Linked DNA regions of Mus musculus: region 1 is linked to region 2. A link is a contact called in ENCODE Hi-C data. All regions are on one chromosome and are shown on one strand. Each heading gives the region's core, a stretch centred on a gene start or an enhancer-like site at or near the end of the contact. The rest is flanking DNA. Distances are from core to core; before and after follow the strand shown.

Region 1 (5,779 bases), core at 576-3,075, 490 kb before region 2:
AGGGGTGGAACCCAATGTTTACATTCTCTTCTGTCTTGGTCCCACCTCAGTGGCAGTTTTGTGGCGCTTTGAGGAACCGGAAAATGAACCTGCTGTTATATCTGTCTCCCGCCTTGTTATTTGAAGAGTGCTGTAGAGTAAGGGGAGTGGGGGAGGCAGGCACAAAGTCTGACTTTCCATAGGTTCAGTCTGCAGGTCTTGGCAGGAACATCTGGACCACTGGTTCTCAATCTTCCTAATGCTGTGACCCTTTAATACAGTTCTTTATATTGTGGTGACTCCAACCATAAAATTATTTTCATTATTACTTAATAACAGTATACTACTGCTATGAATCATAATGTACGTCTCTGTTTTCTGATAGTCTTAGGCAACCTCTGTGAATAGTATTCGACCCCCAAAAGGAGTCACAGTAAACGCTCACTTCATCTCTCATCAACAAACATAGTGGTCCAGCTCCTTCCTCCTCAGCTTTGCCTGGATTCTGCTGCTCCCACTCTCACTGGCCTCCTGGGATCCTCTGCACAGCTTGCAGGACTGGGATCGCCTTTCCAATGGCTTCAGCCCCCTGGAAGCTGAAGGAGGGGCCTGAGAGTGTGTGCAAAACCACCATCTTTAGATTGGGCTGGGTTCTTGGTCAGCAGCTTGGTGCAGTTCCCTGGGCGTCTAGGGTAGACTAACTGCCTGGGGTTCATCCCAGCAGGTACACACAACCAAACTGCGCAGCTCTTGTTTTCTGTGGCTAGATCTTTGCCACACACCCTCTACTCCGGGTCAGGATGATAAAGGTGTGGGCTTCTGTGGCCGTAAAGCTCCACTTGGCACTTCTCAGCAGAAAGGGGATCAGGGTGTGTGGTCTCCAGGTAGAGAAAACCCCCTCCGGATGAACCAGCAGTGCTGAGAGCTGCTTTCTTCAGGGTCCTGTCTGTAGCAAGATGCCCTCCTGGTCTAGAACTTGTGTTCTGTACCCACAGAAGTGAAGTTTCATGATTCACAATGGGAGAAAACCCTGGAGGAGAAAGGCGTGGTCCATCTGGCTGCCCTCTTCCAACTCTAGTAGGATCACCGGAGCTATTTAGCCGAGGGTGGGGACGGGGGTGGAGGCGTTGAGGTTTGAGTTGTTCCCCAGAGCTCCAGATCTAAACCTCACTATTGGGGAAGATCTCACCTGGCCCCAGCTTTGCAGGAGCTGGATCCCAGCCCTTTGGCAGTTTGCTAAGGGATGAGGTAGGCTTCGTGTAACTGATGGGCTTCTGCCTGGTTACAGGCCACGGACGGAAGCCAGTGGCACCTCCTGTGATGGTTGTCCCGCTACAGAAACTAGGAATTAAGTGGGAGAATAGACATGGTGCAAATGACTCCTGGGTTCTAAAAGGGCTTGGTTTGGAAGGTGCCCGAGCGCTTATAATCAGAAGCAGGACTCAGAGAGAAGAGCAAGACTTTCTTTAAAAATAGACGGTCTCATGTTGTATCCCAGACTGTCGTCAATCTCGCGACAATCAATCCTGTTTCAATTTCCCGAGTGTTGGGACTGCGTTAAGATCGGAAGCCCGGGTGTCTACTGAAGGCCACTAGGCGTACAGAACCCTATCCATACATGCAAACGGAAGCCCGAAGCCTCTGTTCGGCCTGTGCCTCTCCATCCAGGCCTTGGGAACCTCTTAGCACACCACGTCCTTATCCTCACTGTAGCCTCCATCGTAGAGGAATAATAAAACATTTCCCGCCATCCTCAAGTCCCGTGAGGCAAGGACGTAGTTCACGCGAGTCTTTGCAGGTCTTGCGTCACTTCCTGCCGCGAGTCGGCCTTGGCTAATGGTATGCATCCGCCCTTTTTGAATAGAAGTGAAGCCACTTCCGGGTCCTATGCCGGTCTCCACGGTTTTTTTCCGGGTGATGAAGGCGGGTGCCCCGGATGTAATACCGGCGAAAGCATCTTTCCTTTTCTTCCCCGCCTGACCCTGGGTTCCTAGGTGAGCACCGGCGGGTAAGATTGTTTGAATCCCCGCGGGTTTGCTTCGCCTTTAGTTTGTACGCCAAGGACATGGCCGAGCAGGTCGCTACGTGGTATTCGGGGATCTAGGCAGCTCCAGCTCTTGGGTCCGACCGGCCTCTGTGAGCACTCGGGTGGGAGAGGTGGTTGAGTTCGGTAGCTCCGGACTGGTAGGGGAGTGGTGACGTAGGGGAACCTGACTCCCCATCCCCGGGTGGGAATACCCGCAGGGTCCACGCGGGGGCGGAGATCCTTCCCATCGCCTCTCCTCCGGGCCTCAGAATTGCCCAACCAACCCCGGACGTCGTGCCTGCTAGTTCTCTCAGATGCTTTAGCGATCTGTCCTCGCTCACATTTACCAGGAAAAATGTTGGTGGCCCCTGCACTCCCCCGCGGTCCTCTCTCCTTACCTCACTTCCTCACTACATATCTTTTTCCGAGGTCCAGCTGGAGGAAATCCACAGCCAATCATGCCAAAGAGGAAAGTGACTTTTCAGGGTGTTGGAGATGAGGATGGTGAAGATGAAATCAGTGTGCCCAAAAAGAAGGTGAGATGGCCAGATTTCGAATTTCCGTGGAGGACTGAGAGGAAAGAAGAAGGAGAAATCTGATGGGAGGAAAGCCGGGAAGCCAAGGAAGTGTTAGTTTTCCCCGGCGCACTGGGTTTGGAAAGATTTGTGTACAGATCCTGGAGTATCTGGGGAACTACCCAGTTGGCTGCATTTCTCATTTGCTTCGGCCTCCTCACAGCTGGTGGACCCTGTGGCTGCAGCAGGTGGTCCTGGGAGCCGCTTCAAAGGCAAGCACTCTTTAGACAGTGATGAAGAGGATGATGATGAGGAAGGGTCCAGCAAATATGATATCCTGGCCTCAGAGGATGTAGAAGGTGAGCTATGTCCGAAGCGTTAACTGAGTTGGGGGGACAAGCCTTCAGGATGGAGGTGGGAGGTGTGCCTGCTTCCCTTTTGCGTGTCTAGCATGCCCCACCCCCAATGTCTTCGGTGCAGGTCAGGAAGCAGCTACTCTCCCTAGTGAGGGCGGTGTGAGGATCACACCCTTCAACCTGCAGGAAGAGATGGAGGAAGGCCACTTTGATGCTGATGGCAACTACTTCCTGAACCAGGATGCGCAGATCCGAGACAGCTGGCTGGACAACATTGACTGGGTGTGGCCCAGGGACTATTCTGGCTGAGGCCTGGGAGTGCAGGTGCAGGGCCTGGGCCCTGGTGGAAGTTTGTAAGAAATTCTAATTATCTTTTCCTTGTAGGTGAGGATCAAGGAACGGCCCCCTGATAAGCACCAGGTTTCAGACTCGGAGGAGGAAGACAGCCTGGGTCAGACTCCAATGAGCGCCCAAGCACTCCTGGAGGGACTTTTGGAGTTGTTGTTGCCAAGAGAGACAGTGGCTGGGGCCCTTAGGCGGCTGGGGGCCCGAGGAGGAGGCAAAGGGAGCAACAGCAAGGGGACTGGACGGCCCAATTCCCCCCAGCGGCTAGACCGGCTGTCTGGGTTAGCTGACCAAATGGTGGCACGAGGCAACCTTGGTGTGTACCAGGAAACAAGGGAACGGTTGGCTATGCGACTGAAGGGTTTGGGGTGTCGGGCCCAGGGATCCCATGACCCCACACCTCCACCCTCCCTGGACATGTTTGCTGAGGAAGTAGCAGAGGGTGAACTGGAAACCCCAACCCCTACCCAAAGAGAGGGTAAGTTTGGAGGGCACGGGTGGGGGGCAGTGTGGGCTGGAGACTGAGTGCTTGAGGCCCAAGTATCGTTCATTGTGTTAGAGGCAGAGTCAGCAGGAGATGGCCTGATGGATGTGATGTGGGAGTATAAATGGGAGAACACGGGGGACGCCGAGCTGTATGGACCCTTCACCAGTGCCCAGATGCAGGTGAGCTGCCCCCTGCCGCGTCTGTCCCATCTGTCCAGCCCACCTTCTGTCAGCTTGCCTGAGTTCTGTCCTCTGTTCTTACAGACGTGGGTGAGTGAAGGTTACTTCCCGGATGGTGTTTATTGTCGGAAGCTGGACCCTCCGGGCGGCCAGTTCTACAACTCCAAGCGCATTGATTTTGAGCTGTACACGTGAGCCCGCTAAGGGCCCCATGCGGCACGGCAGCCCCTTCTTTCTTGAACTTGGCAGAGGAAGCCCCAGCTGCTCTGGGCAGTGAGGATATTGGAGGCCACTTTAAAGCCATTGTTTCCCAATAAAAGCCTTGACTGTGCGATGGCCAAGAGCCAGGGCTTCTCCATAGCTCCTTTTGGCTTCACCTGGTAGGTCCCTGAGCGTTTCTTCCCGAGAGACTTCCTCACTTGCTTCTCTCTGGTGTCTTGGACCACCTCAGTTTTTTTTCCCACCCTTGGAGGCAGAGGTAGGGCCCATCAGATGTCCTGTGACTTTCCTACGTAGACAACTTCTACTTGCTGTGTAAAATTCCCTCCATCACTCTTTTCTCCAGTCTCCCTTGCAAGTCCCTGTTCTGCTGATCTTTGACTTTTAGGACCTCAAATGCTCTGTCCTGGCAGCTCCCTTGTAGCTGGGACATTGGGAAGACCTTGAAATCCTATTGAGAGATTCTCTTAAACATGCATTCTCTTCTTCCATAGTCTGATTTTTCTACCCCTCGCCCCCCTGCAGTAGCTTCTGTAGCTTTTAGGTGAAGTATAAACTTGGTAGCACTTCAAGGTTGCTTGAGCCACCATGTGACACAGAGGGGGGCAAAGTGCAGTGGCTTATTGGAGATGCCACAGTAATAGAGAGCTGGCCATGGAGCTAAGTCTCCTGACCTTTTTTGGCATAAAGCTTTTTCTTGCTTGGCCTTTCAGGCATTGTAGTGTACGTTTCCTGGGCTCCCACATCTCGGGCATGGGGCTGGTGCCTCGAGGAAACAGTCGGTCTGGCCCTTCCAGGAATCTGGAGTGCAGTAGAGGGCTGTGGGAGGCAGGCAGGGCCTAAGTTTTCACCCCACCATGCTGCTCTGCTCGCCTCATCTGTCTCCAGGAGGCGCCCCAGGAGCTACAAACTGAGAACTTGGGAAGTAGTTCCTAGGCTCAGCTCGGGCTTGGTGGTGGGTATTTGATGCAGAGACCTCCAACACATCTAACAACTAGACTGGTTCCTGCCAGTCTAGACTGCAGTTGCCTTGACTTCAAGAAGCCCATTAGTAGTAGTAGGACATCTGATGCAGTGAGTCACTGAGACAGCAGAAACCCTCCAGGCATTGGTAAGGTGTTAACTGTTACAGAGGAACTGGCTTTCTGAGGTACCTGGCATCTTGGGACGAGTGAAATCTAGTCAGGTGGCCTGAGTGTTCACAGGTGTTGGGGGATAGATACCCAGGTGTCACTCAGTTCCCTCACGCTTGGCGAGTTCTCCCCTTCTCTGATAACACCAAGGAGGGGGCAGAATAGTGATCCCTGAAGATACCCACATCCTGAGCTGTGTGAATACCACTTTATGAGTTATGTGGCAGAGGGAAAGGGTAAAGTGACATTGAGGTTTTGTTTTGTTTTAATTTTTTGAAATGGGGAAGGGGGTCCTCACTGTGTAGCCCTGACTGGCCTGCTGCCTCCCAAGTGTTGAGACTAACGTCATGCACCATGGCGCTGGGCAAAATTAAGAAATTTTGAGACTGGGAGATTGATTACCTTTGATTATTTGGGCCATTGTAGTCATGGGTCCTTGCTGATCCCTAATGAGAGCAGAGGACTCTGAAAGCTGGAAGTGAGGCGTATGTCTCAGGGTGCAGGTGCCTGGAGAGACGGGAAAAGCAGAAGACAGATTCT
Region 2 (6,170 bases), core at 2,355-4,854:
CCAGTTCTCATGTGGGCTATTCTGAGTAGTTTTTTCCTATACGGTGACAAGATGCTCTCTCTTAGGGTTGTGTTTTCATATTCCGTGCAAAGAGGGCTTTCCCCACCTCACACAGCTCCAAGATGGGACTCTTTTTCACAGCACAGATCAAATTAGTGATCTTCCCACAGCTAAGACAGGGAAAGTGGAGTTCACTAGACAGAAAAGCATGGCCACAGGGTGAATCCCAGATGGTCTGATTTGGAATGCAACGTCCCTAAAAGAAAACCAAGGTGATGTCACAGATGAGGACTCAGGGGATAGCCGAGTGGCAGAATGCTTGCCTGGGATGCTCCAGACCCTGAGTTTGGTCTCCAACACACGTATACACCCATACACACACACACACACACACACACACACACACACGCGCGCGCGCGCGCGCGCCTTTTTTAGTGAGAAGCTGGGCCCACCTGTCACTGAGCTAACACTCACTCTTGTGTTCTGTCAACATCTGCTTTGGAGAACCCTCCCACTGGTTTCTGTGTCTGTCCTCTATAACAGCTTCCTGTCTTCATGCTATCTTCCCCTTCCCATACTGCAGACTGCGCCTAGGCGTGTGACTGCCTAGCTTTCTCTTGCTAGCCTGTAAGGCTCACCGCCCCCGAAGGCATGGGTTTCACCGAGTTCTCTGTTTGAGTGTGAGTACTAGGCCCCCTGGGGCTGAAGGTGGTATATGTCTATACACTTCCTGCCAAAGCGAGTGAGAGCACCACCAAATAGTAGCCACCCTCAGGGTGGAAGGTGGGTTTAGGATTAAGTGAATATAGTACTTTTTGTTTGCTTGTGTTTGAGATAAGGTCTTGCTGCGTAGCCCAGGCTGGTGACCTGCCTCAGCCTCCAGAGTATTGGAATTGGAGGCCTGTACCAGCACACCCAGAGAGCACATAAATCTATAATGTTTAGAACAGTCTGGCATATAGTAGCTGCATAATAAACACTAGCTATTATTGTTTGCAGGAAAGGCTTGAGATGGGATCTCATATAACACAAACGAGCCTTGAACTCCTTACTGTAGCTAAGAATGATCTTGAGTTTCTGAGCCTCCCATCTCTGCTATCCAATATTATGGCCAATCACCATCTTACCTGGTTTTGTTTTTTTAGATTTTTTTATCTGTTATTTTTCTGAGACAGAGTTTCTGTGTGTAGCTCTTGGAACTCATAGAGAACTCATAGCTCTTCAGGCCAGGCTGGCCTCACAATCAGAGATCCGCCTGCCTCCACCTCCCAAGTGCTGGGATTAAAGGCGTGTGCCACCACCTCACGATTTAGATTTTTTTTTTTTTTTCCTGAGACAGGGTTTCTCTGTGTAGTCCTGGCTGTCCTGGAACTCACTCTGTAGACCAGGCTGGCCTCGAACTCAGAAATCCACCTGCCTCTGCCTCCCAAGTGCTGGGATTAAAGGCGTGCACCACCACTGCCCGGCCACGGTTTAGATTTTTAAGTTTTATTTTATGTCTGTGGTAGTTTGAATAACGATGGCCCCCAGAGGGGCTCATACGTTTGGATGCTTGGATCACAGTTGGTGGAGTGCTTGAGATTAATGTGGGGTCTTATTGGACATTGGAGGAAATGTGCCACTGAGAGTGGGTTTTGATGTCTCAAAAGTCCACACCAGGCCCAGTCTCTGTCTCTGTCTCTCTCTGTCTCTCTCTCTCTCTCTCTCTCTCTCTCTCTCTCTCTCTCCATGACTGTGGATCAGAATGTAGAGCTCTCATCTACTGTTCCAGGACTATGCCTTTCTGGCTCCCCCCTCCCCCGCCCCCCAAGGTGATCATGGACTAACTAACCCTCTAAAACCGTAAGCAAGCTCCTAGTTGAATTCTTTCTTTTATAAGACTTGTCTTGGTCATGGTGTCTCTTCACAGCAATAGAACAGTAACTAAGGAAATGTGTGTGGTTGTTTTACATGCCTGTATGTATGTGCATCACATGCATGCCTACAGATGGTTTGTAAACCACCATGTGGGTGCTAGGAATGAAATAAATCCTGGTTCTCTGCAAGAACAGTGAGCGCTCTTCACCACTGAGCTGTCTCTCTAGCCCGGCACCTAGCTTATGTGATGCTGGAGGCCATGCCTTTATGCATGCTATGAGGTGTTCTGCCAGCTGAACTCCATTCTCAGCCCCATTACTGTTATCACTTTAGCTGGAGACTCTAGAGTCGCTGGCTACAGTCACAGAGCCTCAGGCACTATCCAACCCTGTACTGAGTAACTGCAGAACACTTCAGACTACACCTTACGCACCGCACCGTTAGCTGTGAGGTGGGCAGGACTTCTTGTTTCTCTCCTACAGAAACTGAGGTTCAGGGAGGTGGGGCCTCTTGGCCAAGATCACACGGCTAATCAGTACAACTGGAGCCCCTTCTGTTCTTTCGAACTACTTCTACCTTAAAGAAGAGTTTCTTCTGACTGGGTCTTGCTATGTAGCCCAGGCTGGCCTCCTGCCTCAGCTTCCTGACTACAGATGACTGTCAGCACACCTGTGTCCTTGAGCTTTGCTGACACTGCGCCTCAGCCCCCTACCCTTCTCCAGAGCCACTTGTGGTGTTTCCTCTTCCTCCCAGGATAGCCCAAAGCTTTGGTAAATGGCAATAATGAAAAGAACCAACATCTTTTGGGTTTTTGAAACAGGGTCTCACTATGTAGCCTTGGTCTGGAGCTTACATGTGGACCAGGCTGGCCTTGGTTTCACTGACCCTTCTGCCTCTGCCTCCGTAGTAATGGATTTACAGGTGTGGGCCACCATATCTGACTGTAAGACCCCAACACTAATTAATACCTGCCACTCTGTAGATGCAAATCCAGCTATCCTTGGAGTGACCATCTCCATACGAAGGCAGGTAAGACTGTTATAGACAGGAAACTGGGGCTGAGATTAAATTAACCTGCCCAAGGTCACTCAAATGAGTGACAGCCAGGAGTCACAACAATGGTTCCAGCAAAGGCCTTTCTTCCTCTGCCCTTGCTACCGTGACAACCCACTCCCCTCAAGGGACAGGAATGGACCACAGCCCAGCTGTGTGTGATATCAGACTTCTGTGTGTACTCAGTGGCTTTTAAACTGTGTCAGACGGACTCCCGACTCCCTCTTCTCATGGCCCGAGAGCTCTCTAGAGGGGGAGCACTACTCATTTGCCTCCATAGCCCCAGCACAGAACAGGTGCTCCATAATGCCCAGTTATTTTACTTCTTCCGGGCCTCAATGCCACGAAGCAGAGGACAAGGGTGTCCCCGCTGAAGCCCTAAATCCCTAGAAAGGAGAAATGACCCCCCCAAGGCCTCCCAGAAATCCATTTGGGGTAACGACAGGAGAGGTCCCTCCTGTAGCAGAGAAGGCTCTCAAGCTGGTTGAAGCCGTTCTAAAGCTTTCTCCGGTGCCAGGGAAAGGACCTCGAGGAGGCAGCGGGCGGCTGGGGGAGGGATGAAGGAACGGGATATTTTTGCGTTCTGACATTAAAAGAAGAGTTGATTCGCGTCAGCATCTGTTCGGGGGTTGGAGCTGACAGCATGGGGAGCGGTCCCAGTCTTGCAGCCCTGGAGCGAAGGGCCGGGCCTCCATGAGCTCCGCCCAAAGGGGCGCTACCACCCGGAGGAGGCCGGCGCACGGCCGCTGCTCATTCATTGTCTTGACAGAGCATCCTCGGTGGCCAGCCTGCAGCTCCTCCATCCTTCTCTCCTTCCTCCTCTACTTGGGAGGGGTCACGCTCAGCTCTCCGCAGCAGGTGAGGCTGGGCGCCGGGGGAGGGCTGGTCACAAGGGCCAGGCAACGCTGCCATGGGCCACCTGTGGGGCCAGCGCCAGTGTGGGGGCAGGACTGTGGGACTGTGGGGGCGGGCGAGCTGTCAGAGCCACCAGGCTGGGGACAGAGAGCCGGTTTGTGAGCCCCGCCAGGAGGATCGAGGACGAGGGAGTTCGAAGGGGCAAGTAGGTCCCAGAGTGCTCCAAGGTGAGGGCTAAGGACCATCGTGACCAAGATGGAGGTGGGCTCCTGGGAGCGGCCGTAGCTGGGCTCAGAACCTATGCCCCGGGGAGGGAGCTTCTGAAGGTGGGGGATGCAGGGTGGGGTGAGCCAAGTAGCTGCCCTGAGCTTTGAGACAGGAAGGGGTTGAGTGCAAAACAAGACTAAGTTCCCCTTTCCGTGGTTTCCGGGCTTGGTACCTGGGTGGGGGAGGAGGCCGGGTGGGGCACATCTTCCGCCCCTACCTTGGATTGGGCTTTCCTTCTCCCAAATCCAGACTGCTCACTGGGGTCTTGTGTCCCCTTCCTGTCTTGGAGACTTCACTCAGGCACTTCACCTGCTTTTATTTTTAATAGACCTGGGAGCCTCCTTGGTGATACCGGGGTGTGCGAGGACTGGAGTCCCAGCACGAAGGGGCTGAGTCCCCCATTAAGGCAGAGCAGATGGGTGAGGCTGGGGAGGTGGATAGAGGCTCTGGGCAGGATGCCTTCCACAGCGCAGCCGAGGTTCCTTTACTGAGCAGGAAGGAGGAGGGATTGGGCACAGGATAGAGGCAGCCCCTGGGCTTCACTAGCTGGCTGCCTAGCCACAGTGGGTAACCATCTTAGCGGACCTCAGGGAAGTCAGGGTGGGCCTCTCCTGAGTGTAGTTTAACGGAAGCAGAAATGGCTCAGAAGAACATCTGCTTTTTTTCTGAGCGGAGGTTAGGAGCAGAGGTCTGGGGAGATGCTGGGACCCAAGCCATTGCTGCTTCTTGTAGCCAGAAACCTGGGGAAGCCATCCTGCTACTGCATCCCTTCCTAGGCAAGCTGGCTTGCATCCCTCTGTGTGCCATCCCTGAGCTGGAAGGCCAGGGAGAAGCCCTGCCCTGCCTTTAGGAAGCTCTGTGTGAGGGATGTGGGATCTAGAAGAGTTCGATAGGAGGGAACCTATCTCCAGACTGTCTGGACCACTAGGAAGGAGGCACTGTGTCTTAGTCAAGAACCAGACCCTTGGAGCCACACCATAGCAGGCTGTTGTAGGGGCTGATGGTGCAGGATTGAGGGTGTGGCTTGAAGTGCCTGGGAATTTGACAGAAAAACTGGGGAGGGTAAGCAGGGAGATAAGCAAGCTGTCAGTCATGGTCAGGGTGCCTCAGACGCCATGCTGGAACCCTCAAGGCCAGGCCAAGGGTTGCTCTGGGGATGACAAAGTGCGGCTGGGATTGACCCAAAGAAAAGTTTACAATCTGTATCCTTCAGGATGAGCCGGCAGGTGGTTCGCTCCAGCAAATTCCGCCACGTGTTTGGACAGCCAGCCAAGGCTGACCAGTGCTATGAGGATGTGCGCGTCTCACAAACCACTTGGGACAGTGGCTTCTGCGCTGTCAACCCCAAGTTCATGGCTCTGATCTGTGAGGCCAGTGGGGGAGGGGCCTTCCTGGTGCTACCCCTAGGCAAGGTGAGCTTCCGGAACCTCAATGGTCCTGGGGAGGACTCTGCTGTCCATGGAGACTGTGGGGTCCTCAGTAGCTGACTGTGACCCAGCTTCCCTGGGGTTCTGTGTTGATATCTGTAAAATGGGACAGGGCCATTTGCTACTTAAGCTCTCTGGGGACAAAACAAGGGGGGCAGGTCCCCCAAATCTTGGCTTGGGGTTTTCTGCTAAGGATAAGGCTGCAGGTCTGGCGAGGACTTTGGGGACCCTTCAAGCGTAAGCCCTGGTGGAGACGAGGCAAAACCCTTTTTTTTCCTCCCCTCTGAGCCTGCTGTTCTTCAGCTGAAGTTCACTCCTGGACTCCTCAGGGGGTGAAACAGGAAGGGGAGATAGGCCCCAAGTTTTACCTTAAAAGGGCCGATGGAAGCAGAAGAGAAGAGGAAGTGGTTGTCGGGTTGAAGCTGGGCCTGCACCCTGCTCAGCTCCTTACACAGGAAGCAGTTGGCTCTCGGAAGAGGCCATTTCCAAACCTCTGCTGCTGTCTAGAGGCATCAGACAGACCTCCAGGCCCAAATCTATAGGACACATCCTATAGCACTCTTCTCACACTCTCCTCTTGGGGACCACAGCCCCATGCTCACCCTGGGTCCATGGTACCCACACATGACACTGAGAAAGAGGGCCAGGATCTTGGCCAGAGTCTCATTTGGTGCTAGCTTTCTTGGGACTAGACGATGCCAAGTCCTCCCC

The links. A loop is a pair of places that touch in the nucleus more often than their neighbours do.
Region 1: a loop to region 2 is called in a map of T-helper 1 cell, with 2.9 times the contacts of the local background. The contact joins the promoter of Cd2bp2 here to the promoter of Coro1a in region 2. A Hi-C loop is called at or near these places in 3 of 37 maps with a recorded cell type or tissue (CH12.LX, CH12F3 and T-helper 1 cell).

What each region holds. Positions count from the first base shown.
Region 1 is chr7:127,192,123-127,197,901 of GRCm38, reverse strand. It overlaps Cd2bp2 (CD2 cytoplasmic tail binding protein 2), which reads left to right and starts at 1,825. Exons shown (of 7, transcript NM_027353.4): 1 at 1,825-1,973; 2 at 2,441-2,541; 3 at 2,744-2,879; 4 at 3,001-3,158; 5 at 3,261-3,699; 6 at 3,781-3,887; 7 at 3,972-5,779. The coding sequence starts at 2,464. The coding sequence ends at 4,082. Tbc1d10b (TBC1 domain family, member 10b) reads left to right here. Exons shown (of 9, transcript NM_144522.5): 9 at 1-443.
Region 2 is chr7:126,702,250-126,708,419 of GRCm38, reverse strand. Coro1a (coronin, actin binding protein 1A) reads left to right here and starts at 3,604. Exons shown (of 11, transcript NM_009898.3): 1 at 3,604-3,768; 2 at 5,246-5,444. The coding sequence starts at 5,247.